Linked DNA regions of Homo sapiens: region 1 is linked to region 2. Evidence: chromatin contacts called from ENCODE Hi-C or POLR2A ChIA-PET data. All regions are on one chromosome and are shown on one strand. The core of a region is the stretch at or near the end of the contact, and the rest is flanking DNA. Distances in the headings are between cores, read along the strand shown. Region 1 holds the start of PROB1 (proline rich basic protein 1). Region 2 holds the start of SIL1 (SIL1 nucleotide exchange factor).

The links. A loop is a pair of places that touch in the nucleus more often than their neighbours do. ChIA-PET counts read pairs that join two places held with the same protein, here RNA polymerase II (POLR2A). Pooled maps may share reads with other maps.
Region 1: a loop to region 2 is called in a map with no recorded cell type, with 19 times the contacts of the local background. The contact joins the promoter of PROB1 here to the promoter of SIL1 in region 2. A Hi-C loop is called at or near these places in 10 of 168 maps with a recorded cell type or tissue (B cell, CD4-positive, alpha-beta T cell, CD4-positive, alpha-beta memory T cell and 6 more), 25 of 37 single-sample maps with no recorded cell type and 17 of 50 pooled maps. POLR2A ChIA-PET finds 5 or more read pairs at or near these places in 4 of 52 experiments (GM12878, RWPE1, activated B cell and 1 more).

What each region holds. Positions count from the first base shown.
Region 1 is chr5:139,393,854-139,399,708 of GRCh38, forward strand. It overlaps PROB1 (proline rich basic protein 1), which reads right to left and starts at 1,251. Exons shown (of 1, transcript NM_001161546.2): 1 at 1-1,251. The coding sequence starts at 1,228. It overlaps SPATA24 (spermatogenesis associated 24), which reads right to left. Exons shown (of 6, transcript NM_194296.2): 5 at 3,188-3,290; 6 at 2,914-3,076. The coding sequence ends at 2,947. RefSeq lists a silencer at 477-766 and an enhancer at 5,539-5,758.
Region 2 is chr5:139,196,949-139,202,756 of GRCh38, forward strand. SIL1 (SIL1 nucleotide exchange factor) reads right to left here and starts at 1,420. Exons shown (of 10, transcript NM_022464.5): 1 at 1,321-1,420. RefSeq lists a silencer at 1,096-1,625.

The DNA.
Region 1 (5,855 bases), core at 1-2,500, 200 kb after region 2:
GGCAGCGAGGACCCCGTACAGCCCCATTTGGAGTCTGCCGTGGCGGGGACGGGCTCCTTGGCCTCACAGCCCTACTCGGAACCTCCGAGGGGATCCTACACTCAAAAGGCGGACTCCGTGCCCTCTGAACAGTTCGATCCGGCGCCTCTCGCGGGAACCGAGTCTTCCGCGCCTCCTGGATCTTCTCCTCTGACTGAAGGAAGATGCTGGAACTAACAGGACCCAGCGGCTCCGTCCCGGGCGCAGGCTTGTCGCGCCGAATCGCGCGCTCGCGGAGGCTGGGCCACGGCCTCGGGGCCTTGGCGGGGGCCGAATTATCTCGTACGCGAAGTGGCCGAGACTTAGCCTTCTCCAGGACCACGTGGGTGCTGCGGGCCGTTTCCCGGGTCTCAGGTTCCGACCGCCCCGTGGACCCGAAGGTGGCGCTGCTCGGGGCCGGGGCCTCGGGGCTCAGTTTTCTGGCCAACGCCGTCTGCACGAAGCCCGCGGCGGCCTGCAGGGGGCCCAGCGACTCGTCCAGGGAACCGGTGCGCAGGAGCAGCCGGGGGCGCGGCGCGCCGGCCGCCCTTGGGGGACTCTGGGGCCGGGGGCGCAGCTCGATCTGACGCTTGGGCACTGTCCGGGGCCTGGCGGGCGCGGCGCCCTCCTCCAGAGCCACCTCCACACACTCGAACTGCGCTGGGGCGGCAGGACTTGGCCCACGGGGCCGCAGCTCTAGGTAGGTGGCCCAGCGGGAGCCACCATCGGGGACCTGGGACTGGCGTGGGACCGCGGCGGGAGACGCTGGCCCCGGCGGCAAGGGGCTGATGAAGGCCGGCTCCGTGAACTGTTGTTGCGCCTCGCGATCGTCTGCGCCGGAGCAGCCGAACAGGGGTCCGACGCCGAAGATGACTTCCATCTCCCCCGACGGCAGCGTGCGCAGCTGGGGCTGGGGTGGCCGTGGGCCGGAACCTGGGCCTCGCGGGAAACCCGAGCCGGGCCCGTGCCGCTGGCGGCTATTCTGGGCGCTGACGGACAGGCGAGGCTGCGCGCCCGCCCCCCGCCCAGGAGCCACCCAGGGCCAATTCGCTGGGCCTTTCGCGTCCGGCCCAACGTCCGGGGGCTCCGGAGAACCTGGAGCCGTGTAGTAGGAGCCTGACGAACCGGAGGAGTCCTGGCGCCGCGCGGGGGCCGTGGGCAGCTGCCTCGGGATCCCAGGCAGGGCTGGCGGGGCGAGCGCGGTCAGCATGGTGGGGCCGGACGCCGTGCACTATCTCCCTCGCATTCGCCTCCGCTGGTGGCGCCGGCACTGTCCCCGCCCCGCCCGAGGATGCCGTGGGGGTCACCGCGCCTTAAAGCGGCCGCGTCCACTCCTGAGCCAGCGGCGCCGGCAGCAGAAAAGACCTGGGCCCTGCACCCTTCCCTGTCCAGCCCCCATGCCCAACTAACCCCCTTCTCAGGCACAAGCCGGAGTACCTGGGGTGGGCTCCAAGCTTTGGCTGACAGGCAGGTGAGGGAATGGCAGGCCCAACTTTCAAAGCCTTGGAGCCAGGAGTTAGGCCCAACTCCACCTATCACAGGTGAGGAAACTGAAGCCCAGCAGGGATCCGCCTGAAGTCAGGCACTGCTGTGTGCAGTTCAGGCTGTGAGCGGGTGAACCAGACCTTCAGGCCAGGAGACTCAGGTAGGGCCAGCAATTTCATCTTCCCCTCAGCCCCGGGTGCCTTAGCATCACTGCAGGGGACCCCCATTGCCATTGCTGGCCTCAGCTAGAGCTCTTAAGGGTGCACACACCACCTTTCTTGACCCCAGTTACACTCTTCCTGATCCCCTTCAGTAGAGTGAGGAGCACCGCTAGAGGCTTCCCTGACTCCTCAGGGCCTCAGGAAGGTACTACCACTGGCTGGACCCACTGCCCTCGGTGGGACCTATTGGAAGGAGCTGGAGTGGACAGCTCTAGCTTTCAGTCTGCCTCAGCACCTAGAACAGGCCCTGGATACCGATGTGGGGTCCTACAGGAAGCTTCGAAGTAGCTTGTGGTCCCAGCTCCAAAGGCCCCTGCGGCCAGAACAGCCCTGTGCTCCCCCAGGTATTCACAAGGCCCTAACTTCAGCCCCCACAGCCTTAGGACCTGCCCTGGGGACAGGCGCTGGTGGGGAGGCAACCACCACCTGTCATTGTCTTACAACTGTGGGCACCACTTGCCCTTAAACTTCTGGCTTCAAGGTCCTGCTATGACTCAGGCCCCAGCTGGCCCTGGAGCAAGAGCACTGCCCCCTCCTGTGCACTTGGCCTCAAACCGACCCAGGACAGGCTACACTGGGCTAATCTGACCCCTGAAGTGGGTCCTCTGCCTGGGTGTGTCCCCATGATCACCTAGGGGGCACTCGGTGATGGCTTCTGAAAAAATGTTGCTGCTCCATCCCATCCAGCCCTGCCTGTGCAACTTGTGCAAATTGAGGTCCCTTCCCAGATTGTTTCTCCACCTTAAAACCACACACAGCATTGTCTTTTCTCTTCCTCCCATTGTGAAGCTCCCGTTTGGGGGAGGTGTCAGCAGGTGCAAATGCAATTTGCAGGTATAACATTATTGTCATGTGATGGAAACTGACTTCCCAAATTCCTTGTGGTTCTGGAACCCACTGTCTTTGAAGTTTCTGGTCAGGGCTTCCGGCCCTGTAGTCAAGTTGGGAAGTTAAATTTACCAGGACACTGGGAGTGGGGTGGAATATTACTGGGTAACCAGGGCTGTTTATATAGGAAGGGATTAAATACCCAAAGGAAGCGGTGGTGCCTACCAGACAACAAAGACCCAGCTCCTCCCCTAGGCTACAAGCCCCCACCTTGTGGACCCCTACCACTATCCAAGAGGGAGGGAAGTAGCAGGGGCTAGAGGCTGGGGACTCCCAGAGCAGAGAAGGCAGAGGCTGGGGATTACAGCCAGAGAACAGGAAAGCGGCGGCCATTTTATTTTTCCCTGGGATGCTGGTGGCTGCGGGCCTGACGTGTCCCTGAGGCTTTCTTATGCTTCTGGTCCAGCACCTGGGCCATGTAGCTCTCCTGCTGCTTCTGGATCCGGAAGTCAGACATGTGATTCCTGCAACGGAGCCGGCTGGTGGTGGGCTGTGGACAGCCAAGGGTAGGTAGGGGCCAGAGGTCTGGCTCCCCAGTGTCATCAACAACCCCCAGCCGGGCCCAGACCCCTCACCTGAAGATCTGTTTCTGCTGGCTGATAACTTGCTGCAACTCTTTAATCTCATTCTCTTTGCCATTAAGTATATCTTCTTGCTTTATAATGTGAGACTCAATCTCTGTGGGGGAGAGAGGCAGGGAGGAGGGGTGGTTCCCATCCCAGGGCTCCTTCCTGAGATAAGGCATTCCCTCACGGGGCTTTTCAGAGCTTGGCTCCCCACCCAAGAGTTCTCCATGAAGAACTGCTAATACCTTAGTATGAATGAGTTTATTATGCAGTCTTGGGGGAGTGCAGTGTTTGAGGATTGTTGTCAATGACTTCACAAGTCTATTCTGGACCAGAGGACCCACATGAGGGCAGGAGAAGGTCCTTGGAGAGAAGTGGGCAGGCCTGACCAAAGGCTGGAAGATGAATGGCGCCTGCCCTCAACTCCTGCAGGTCTTTACAGATGTTGCCTCCTTGGAGAAACTCTCCCTCATCAAAAAATTACATTTCCCAGTACTTCCTGTTCCCTCTTCCTGCTTTCTCTTTTTTTTTTTTTTGTATTTGAGACTGAGTCTTGCTCTGTCGCCAGGCTGGAGTGCAGTGGCATGATCTTGGCTCACTGCAACCTCCACCTCCTGAGTTCAAGCAATTCTCCTGCCTCAGCCTCCCGAGTAGCTGGGATTACAGGCGCCTGCCACCACGCCCAGCTAATTTTTGTATTTTTAGTAGAGATGGGGTTTCACCATGTTGGCCAGGCTGGTCTCGAACTTCTGACCTCAGGTGATCCACCCACCTCAGCCTCCCAAAATGCTGGGATTACAGGCGTGAGCCACCATGCCCAACATCCTGCTTTATTTTTCTTAACACTTTTACCTAACATACCATATACTTTACTCATCTGTCTTCTCCGCTGCTGGGATGTAAGGTCCACAAGGACAAGGATCTTTGTTTTATTCACGGCTTTATCCCTAAGGCCTAAAACAGCACCTGGCACATAGTAGGTATACAAAAAGTATATTTGCAGACCGAATGAACGGGATGTCCCTGGGGGTTTAGGACTCAGAAAAAAGACCTAGTTCAGTCATCCCAGTCCAAACAAACTTCCCGAGGGCTGGCTGGATGCCCAGCCTTGTGCTAGGGCTTCAGGGGTGGTGGGAGAAGATGGGAGTTGCCTCGATTTTCAGACCTGTTTCCTCATTTCAAAGATGGGGAAAGAGACAGCCCTATCCCACAGTGGTCTGGGGAGGACCCAGTGAGATAGTGGTGGCAAAGCCTACCCCCAAATTAATCGTACATTTGAGGCAAAGATGACTTTCTGAGGCAGGAGGATGGCTTGAGCCCAGGAGTAAGAGACCAGTCTGGGCAACATAGTGAGACCTCGCCTCTACAAAACTAAAAAAAAAAAAAACAAAAAACTAGCTGGGCATGGTGTTGGAACATGCCTATAGTCCTGGCTACTTGCTGAGGCAAGAGGATCACTTGAGCTCAGGAGTTGGGGGCTGCAATGAGCTATGACTGTGCCCCTGCACTCCAGCCTGGGTGACAGAGCAAGACCCTGTCTCTAAATAATAAATAAATAAATAAATGATAATTTTTCTGTGTTGGATCAAAATCCAAGGAGGCTGTAGGGATCTGGGGGTGCTTCATTTACATAACTGCCCCACATGGCACCTTGGAAAATTCTGATTCCTACAGAAAGAAAATCCTACTGTCTTCAAAGGTTGGACAAGGGGCCAGGCACAGTGGCTCATGCCTGTAATCCCAGCACTTTGGGAGGCCAAGGCGGGTGGATCACCTGAGGTCAGGAGTTTGAGACCAGCCTGGCCAACATGGTAAAACCCCGTCTCTACTAAAAATACAAAAATTAGCTGGGTGTGGTGGCACATGCCTGTAATCCCAGCTACTTTGGAGGCTGTGGCAGAAGAATTGCTTGAACCCAGGAGACGGAGGTTGCAGTGAGCCGAGATCGTGCCATTGCACTTCAGCCTGGGTGACAGAGCGAGATTCCGCTTCAAAAAAAAAAAAGGCCAGGCGTGGTGGCTCACGCCTGTAATCCCAGCACTTTGGGAGGCCAAGGTGGGTGGATCACAAAGTCAGGAGATGGAGACCATCCTGGCTAACACGGTGAAACCTTGTCTCTACTAAAAATACAAAAAATTAGCCAGGTGTGGTGGCGGGCACCTATAGTCCCAGCTACCTGGGAGGCTGAGGCAGGAAGATGACGTGAACCTGAGAGGCGGAGCTTGCAGTGAGCCGAGATCTCGACACCGCACTCCAGCCTGGGCGGCAGAGCAAGACTCCATCTCAAAAAAAAAAAAAAAAAGGTTGGACAAGAATTAACTAGAACACAAACTCTGAAAATACAGAAATGTCTAAGCATTTAAGATTTCAAAAGAGAAGACCTGGTAAAAAGTGAAGGCACAGCATGGAAAAGAGGAGACAGGTGAAGGGAGAGAATGAAGACATGAGTTCACCGGGTCATGGGACGAGGACTGTTGAACCTCCTTCCCAGGCGTCCAGCTAAGTGGAATTAATTACTTGTGAAGTTCGTTTGGGAAAAAGAATTAGAAATTTGTGTGACTCTTTGAAAATAAAAGCCTGTGGCACCCGATGGTGAGAGAATGGTTAGAAAATCCCTTTGAGAGTAAAGAACTATGTAAGTGTAAAAACCAAACTGAAACCACACAAGGGGAGTTTG
Region 2 (5,808 bases), core at 170-2,669:
AAATATCTTTCACAATGTCAAAAAAAAACCTGTTTATATGCCAGGCGAGGTGGCTCATGCCTGTAATCCCAGCACTTTGGGAGGCCGAGGTAGACAGATCACCTGAGGTCAGGAGTTCGAGACCAGCCTGATCAACATGGAGAAACCCTGTCTCTATTAAAAATAGAAAATTAGCCGGGCACGATGGCGCATGCCTGTAATCCCTGCTAATCGGGAAGGTGAGGCAGGAGAATCGCTTGAACCTGGGAGGCGGAGGTTGCTGTGAGTCGAGATGGCACCATTGCACTCCAGCCTGAGAAACAAGAGCGAAACTCCGCCTCAAAAAAAAAAAAAAAAAAAAAAAACTGTTTATAAACACATCACTTTCTTCTCTTAGCAAATATGTAAGTTTCATTCTCCTCCTGTCTACTTAGTTTGGGTTAACTTAACCCCCGCCCCATCTCTCAGATCATGTTTTTATTTAGGTTTATTGAGGTGGGAAAGCCAACTGAACTTTAAACGAAGCCAGGCATTTAAGAATATTAGAAAACTGATCTTACATATATAGGTAGTCAAATATTTTTAAAAGACATCAAATGGCATTCTAATTCCTCCGGTGCAAAGAAAGCCCCAGCCTCACACGTGTTAGCATTTCCTGATTCCTGGCTTTTCCCACTCAGAGCCCCATTCCAGGGGCTCATATGTCAAGTCATTCTCTCCTGACTTCTGAAGCAGGGATTTTCAAAGCCAGGATTCCGGGACCACCTGAATGAGAACCCCCTGGGGTACAGCTGCCCACGCACCATCTTATCGGAAATCCCAGGGAATGGAGCCCAAGGCTTATGCACAAAGCCCCTAGACGATCCGAGAGATAACACTAACCAGTCTGTAACCTCTAAAGGCAAATTTTCCAGGACAAAGAAAAACAAGCAATAAGAGAGTGACAATAATTCCACATGGGAAGAGACACACGGGTCTCGGAGATCAACACCAAACCACCCCTTCTTCGGACAGATACGGAAACTTAGGCTGGGAGAATGAAACAGGCAAGGGCACTAAAAACAGGTGCGGAGCCAAAGCCAATCTCAAATTTCCACGGCCCCATCTCCTGCCAATAAAGAGGTGAATGGAGACATTCTGAGTGGGAAAGATAAGAAAGGTAGGCCTTCGGCAGGGAGCCCCGGGCCCACTTGGACGTCCCGCTTTGGAGACACTAGTGAGGATGTGTGGGTCCCCAGAACACTGCTGGGAAGGCGCCGAGGCCGCCGGCAGGAGGAGGCCCAGGAAGCGCCCTGAGCCCCCCGCCCAGCTCCAGGGCCGGGCGGCCCTCACCGCCCCTACCTTCGGCCTCCGGCAGCCGAGTGGCAGACACAACTCCCACAATTCCAGGCGGCCGCGGCGGCGACCAGCTCCCCCTGCGCAAACGCGGCGGCGACCGTCTGAGCCGGTGAGCTGGCAGCTGTCACGCCGCTCGCGGCCTCGCCCAATCGCGGGCCGCCAGACCAGCGCGCGGCGCCCCCCGCCCCGCACCGAGGTGGGAGCCCCGCCCCTAGCCCCGCCCTCTGCAGACTCTTGCACGAGCTGCCCCCGTGCCCCTCCCCTTGGGGGGAGGGAGGGCTGAAGAGATAGCTTCACGCCTGCTTTTGCTTCCAGGCTGGAACTGCGAAGTTTCCTGTCTGATTTTCCAACAATGTAATTTCTTTCTAGCGGAAGGACCCTCAGAAAGCAATCAGAGGGGTGCGGAGTAAAAATAAATCAAGTTCTTGTGACTCAGTTTGGGACAGAAGCCGAGAGTCTCCAGCAATAAAATTTCTCGCAAATTCATGCAAAATAGGACACCTTTAAGCCACTCACTTTATATACTTGTGTAGATTTTTTACAAGGACCAGTTATTTTAAAAATAGCATCAGGTGGCCGGGCGCGGTGGCTCACACCTGTAATCCCAGCACTTTGGGAGGCCCAGGCAGGCAGATCACTTGAGGCCAGGAGTTCAAGACCAGCCTGACCAACATGGTGAAACCCCCGTCTCTACTAAATATACAAAAATTAGCCAGGCGTGGTGGCGAGCGCCTGTAATCCCAGCTACTTGGGAGGCTGAGGCAGGAGAATCGCTTGAACCCACCAGGCAGAGGTTGCAGTGAGCTAAAATCGTGCCACTACACTCCAGCCTGGGTGACAGAGTGAAACTCTGTCTCAAAATCTAATAAAATAAAATAAAGGTCACTTGCGATTCTGATTTTTTTTTAAGACAGAATCTGTGTCCCCCAGGCTGGAGTGCAGTGGCAGGATCTTGGCTTATCACAGCCTTGACCTCCCAGGCTCAAGGGATCCTCCCCCTCAGCCTCCATCCAGTAGCTGGGACCACAGGCGCGTGCCACCGTTGCCAGGCTAATTTTTTTTTTTTTTTTTTTTTTACAGACAGGGTCTCGCTATGTTGCCCAGGCTGGTGTCAACGCAGTTGTAATTCTGCTGTACCAGTGAATATCATGCTTTCTGTACCAGGTGCTGCATATATATTTTATTTACTTATAACGTCCTCTGAGCAGAATGGTCATCCCCTTTTTATAAATGGAGAAGCTGACGCTCAAAGAGGCTAAAGGAGTTATACAAAGTCATACAGTCAGGAAGTGGTAGAACTGGGAGTTAAAGCTAGATTTAAGTGTCTCCAATGTCCTGTTCTCTTTCCACTATTCCACTTTTAGACCTTCCCCTTGCCTAGACATGCTTAACCTGATGAATAAAAATGACTGCCCCCTCCTGCCCTCAGATCCCCCACATAGTGATTCCTGGTCATTCATGAGTGGAGAAAACAGTAATCCAGACAGTTACCTCCCCAAATGGCAAGTATTTCCCAATAGCAAACAACCTATTTCTGGACTTCCCTTCCCTTTTCCATGTACTCTATGAGCTTCTAGCAGACAATTTACCTTCTTGATTATGTTTACTTCAAGCAGATGGGAAACTGACTTCATAGCCACTGAGCAAACCTTGGTTACTAGTATGGGAAGGGAGAACAAGCCCCTGGGCAGTAGTTCAGTGAATAGTGCCAGTTTATGAGAAAGGTCTAGATAAAACACCTAGGGCCTGATTTGGAAAGAGAACAGCTCACTTTTCCCCTGGAACACCCAGGAGACCAGTGAGAAGAACTGGGCCTAAGAATAATTCTAGCTTATGTCACTGCCTAGTACCATAAGTACAGATAATAAATATTCAACAAATATTTCATGAGTGATAAATTAGAGAATGAACATATAAATTATAATAAGACTGGCACGAGTTATAAAAAAGATGTTAATAAAGTGCTACAAGAGTAAGAGCCTTAAAAATAGAATAAGCTCAAATCTTATAATAGCATGAATAAATGAATGCTTGGGCCAAGAGAAGAGTCCAGCTGAACACAGCTGCCAGCGCTCAAAGCGGGGCCTTTCTCCTTGGGACGGATCTAACCAGCTCAGGTATGTGGTAGGAAAGGGATAGTCTGTCTCCCACTGCCACCCCAGGCCTGGTCTCCAAACCTTGAAAAGCTCTGCCATGGTCTGAATGTTGGTGTCTCCCCTAAATTCATACATTGGAACCTCATATCCAATGTGATAGTATTAAAAGGTGGGCAGGTTGGGCCAGGCATGGTGGCTTCCGCCTGTAATCCCAGCACTTTGGTAGGCCGAGGCAGGCGGATCACAAGGTCAAGAGATTGAGACCATCCTAGCCAACATGGTGAAACCCCATCTCTACTAAAAATACAAAAATTAGCTGGGTTTGGTGGTGTGCACCTGTAGTCCCAGCTACTCAGGAGGCTGAGGCAGGACAATCGCTTGAACCTGGGAGGTGGAGGTTGCAGTGAGCCAATATCGCACCACTGCACTCCAGCCTGGCGACAGAGCAAGACTCCATCTCAAAAAAATAAAATAAAATAAAAATGGTCAGGTTGAAGGGAGCTGCCTTGCCCCTTCTGCCGTGGAAGGACACAGTGATCTCCCCTTCCACCATGTGAAGCAAGGCAGCAAGGCACCATCTTTGAAATAGAGAGCAAGCACTCACCAGCCCCTAAATCTGTTGGCACCTTGATCTTGGATTTCCTGGTCTGTAGAACAGTGAGCAGTAAATTTCTGTTTGTAAATTACCCAGCCTAAGGTGTTTGTTATAGTAGTCCCAACAGACAAAGACATACCCTGACAGAACTACCTTCTCAGAGGAACTTGCTCTGAACTTGCTCTGAAATCAAGCCTCTTGAGTTGCTGAAGCCAGTGTGCAAGGTTGAACCTAAGCAGACAGCCTCTACTTACACGGCCTTAAGCAAGGAGGCCCACTGTAAAGGTGAGAAGTTTGGGTGCAAGTCCAGTGATCACAGTGGGTGCTGGAATTTTGGTAGTCTCCTCTCTTTGTTTCCTTATATAAGTCTTGGAATTGAGCAAAAGTAAGTTTAAAATTTCCTTTTAGGCTGGGCGCAGTGGCTCACGCCTGTAATCTCAGCACTTTGGGACGCTGAGGCAGGCGGATCACCTGAGGTCAGGAGTTGAAGACCAGCCTGGTCAACATGGCAAAACCCCGTCTCTACTAAAAAATACAAAAATTAGCAAACCATGGTGGTGGGCGCCTGTAATCCCAGCTACTCAGGAGCCTGAGGCAGGGAGAATTGCTTGAACCTGGGAGGTGGATGTTGTAGTGAGCCAAGATCACGCCACTACACTCCAACCTGGGCGACAGAGCAAGACTCTATCTCAAAAAAAAAAAAAATCCTTTTAAATAAGTAAACAACAGGCTAAAAACCACCTCTCTCTTGCAGTTCTGTTGGGGAGTTTCTAGAATCCCTCTTCCACTCCCCAGAAGAGCAAAGGAAGGCTTGGAAGGGTAGAGAGACTGAGGAATCACCTTCAACCCGGCCACCATCAATCAAATCAAAGGAAACCACAGCACCTACCCCCAGAGCCCTGGCTAGGCGGAGATTTATAATCAATTTGGCCTTCCTCAACAAGCAGAATATGTTGAGTAGATCATTTCTCCTCTGATCAGCCTTTCTCAATTAATCTCCCACAAGCCTCACACCCTGTTGTGTGAAAGTATTCCTGGCTTCAGGAGTTGGCTCCCTGCTCTCTCTGGATGGGCCTCAAATGTTGAGTGGGGAGCAGGAGCCCTCACTTTGTCTCACCACTGTATTGATCTGCCTCCTCCCCTCGGCCCCTTCCTCTTTGCCCACCCAGCTTTCACCACACAACTCAGATCCTGCTGCCAGGAGTCCCTTCTGGACTGCAGACATTTTATTCACTTGAACATGAGCACCAAGCTACATGCCAGCCATTGGCTGTGGGGGTACAACTGTGAAACAGTCCTACTGGTTCTTACCCTCGAAGAGCTCAGGGTCAAATGAGAGACACAGAAATGTAAACAGATCAAAACAGCCTGGCAAGCACCATTTAACAGAAATATTAACGGGCTAGGTGCAGTGGCTCACGCCTATAATCCTAGCACTTTGGGAGCCAAGGCAGGCGGATCACTTGAGCTCAGGAGTTCGAGACCAGCCTGGGCAACATGACAAAACCCATCTCTACCAAAAATAAAATAAAAAAATAAAATAATTAGCTGGGCATGGTGGCACATGCCTGTGGTCCCAGCTACTTGGGAGGCTGAAGTGGGAGGATCACTTGAGCCTGGGAGGTGGTTTCAGTGAGCTAAGATTGCACCACTGCACTCCAGAGGTTCACACTGCTGTCTTTTCAGATCCCTTTTGTGAGTAAAGCCCTTTCACATTTATCACCTTGTTTGTTCCAGACACCTCTGTGAGGTAGGTGGGGCAGATTTATTTTGCAGATGAACAAAAACTCTTCCCACTGA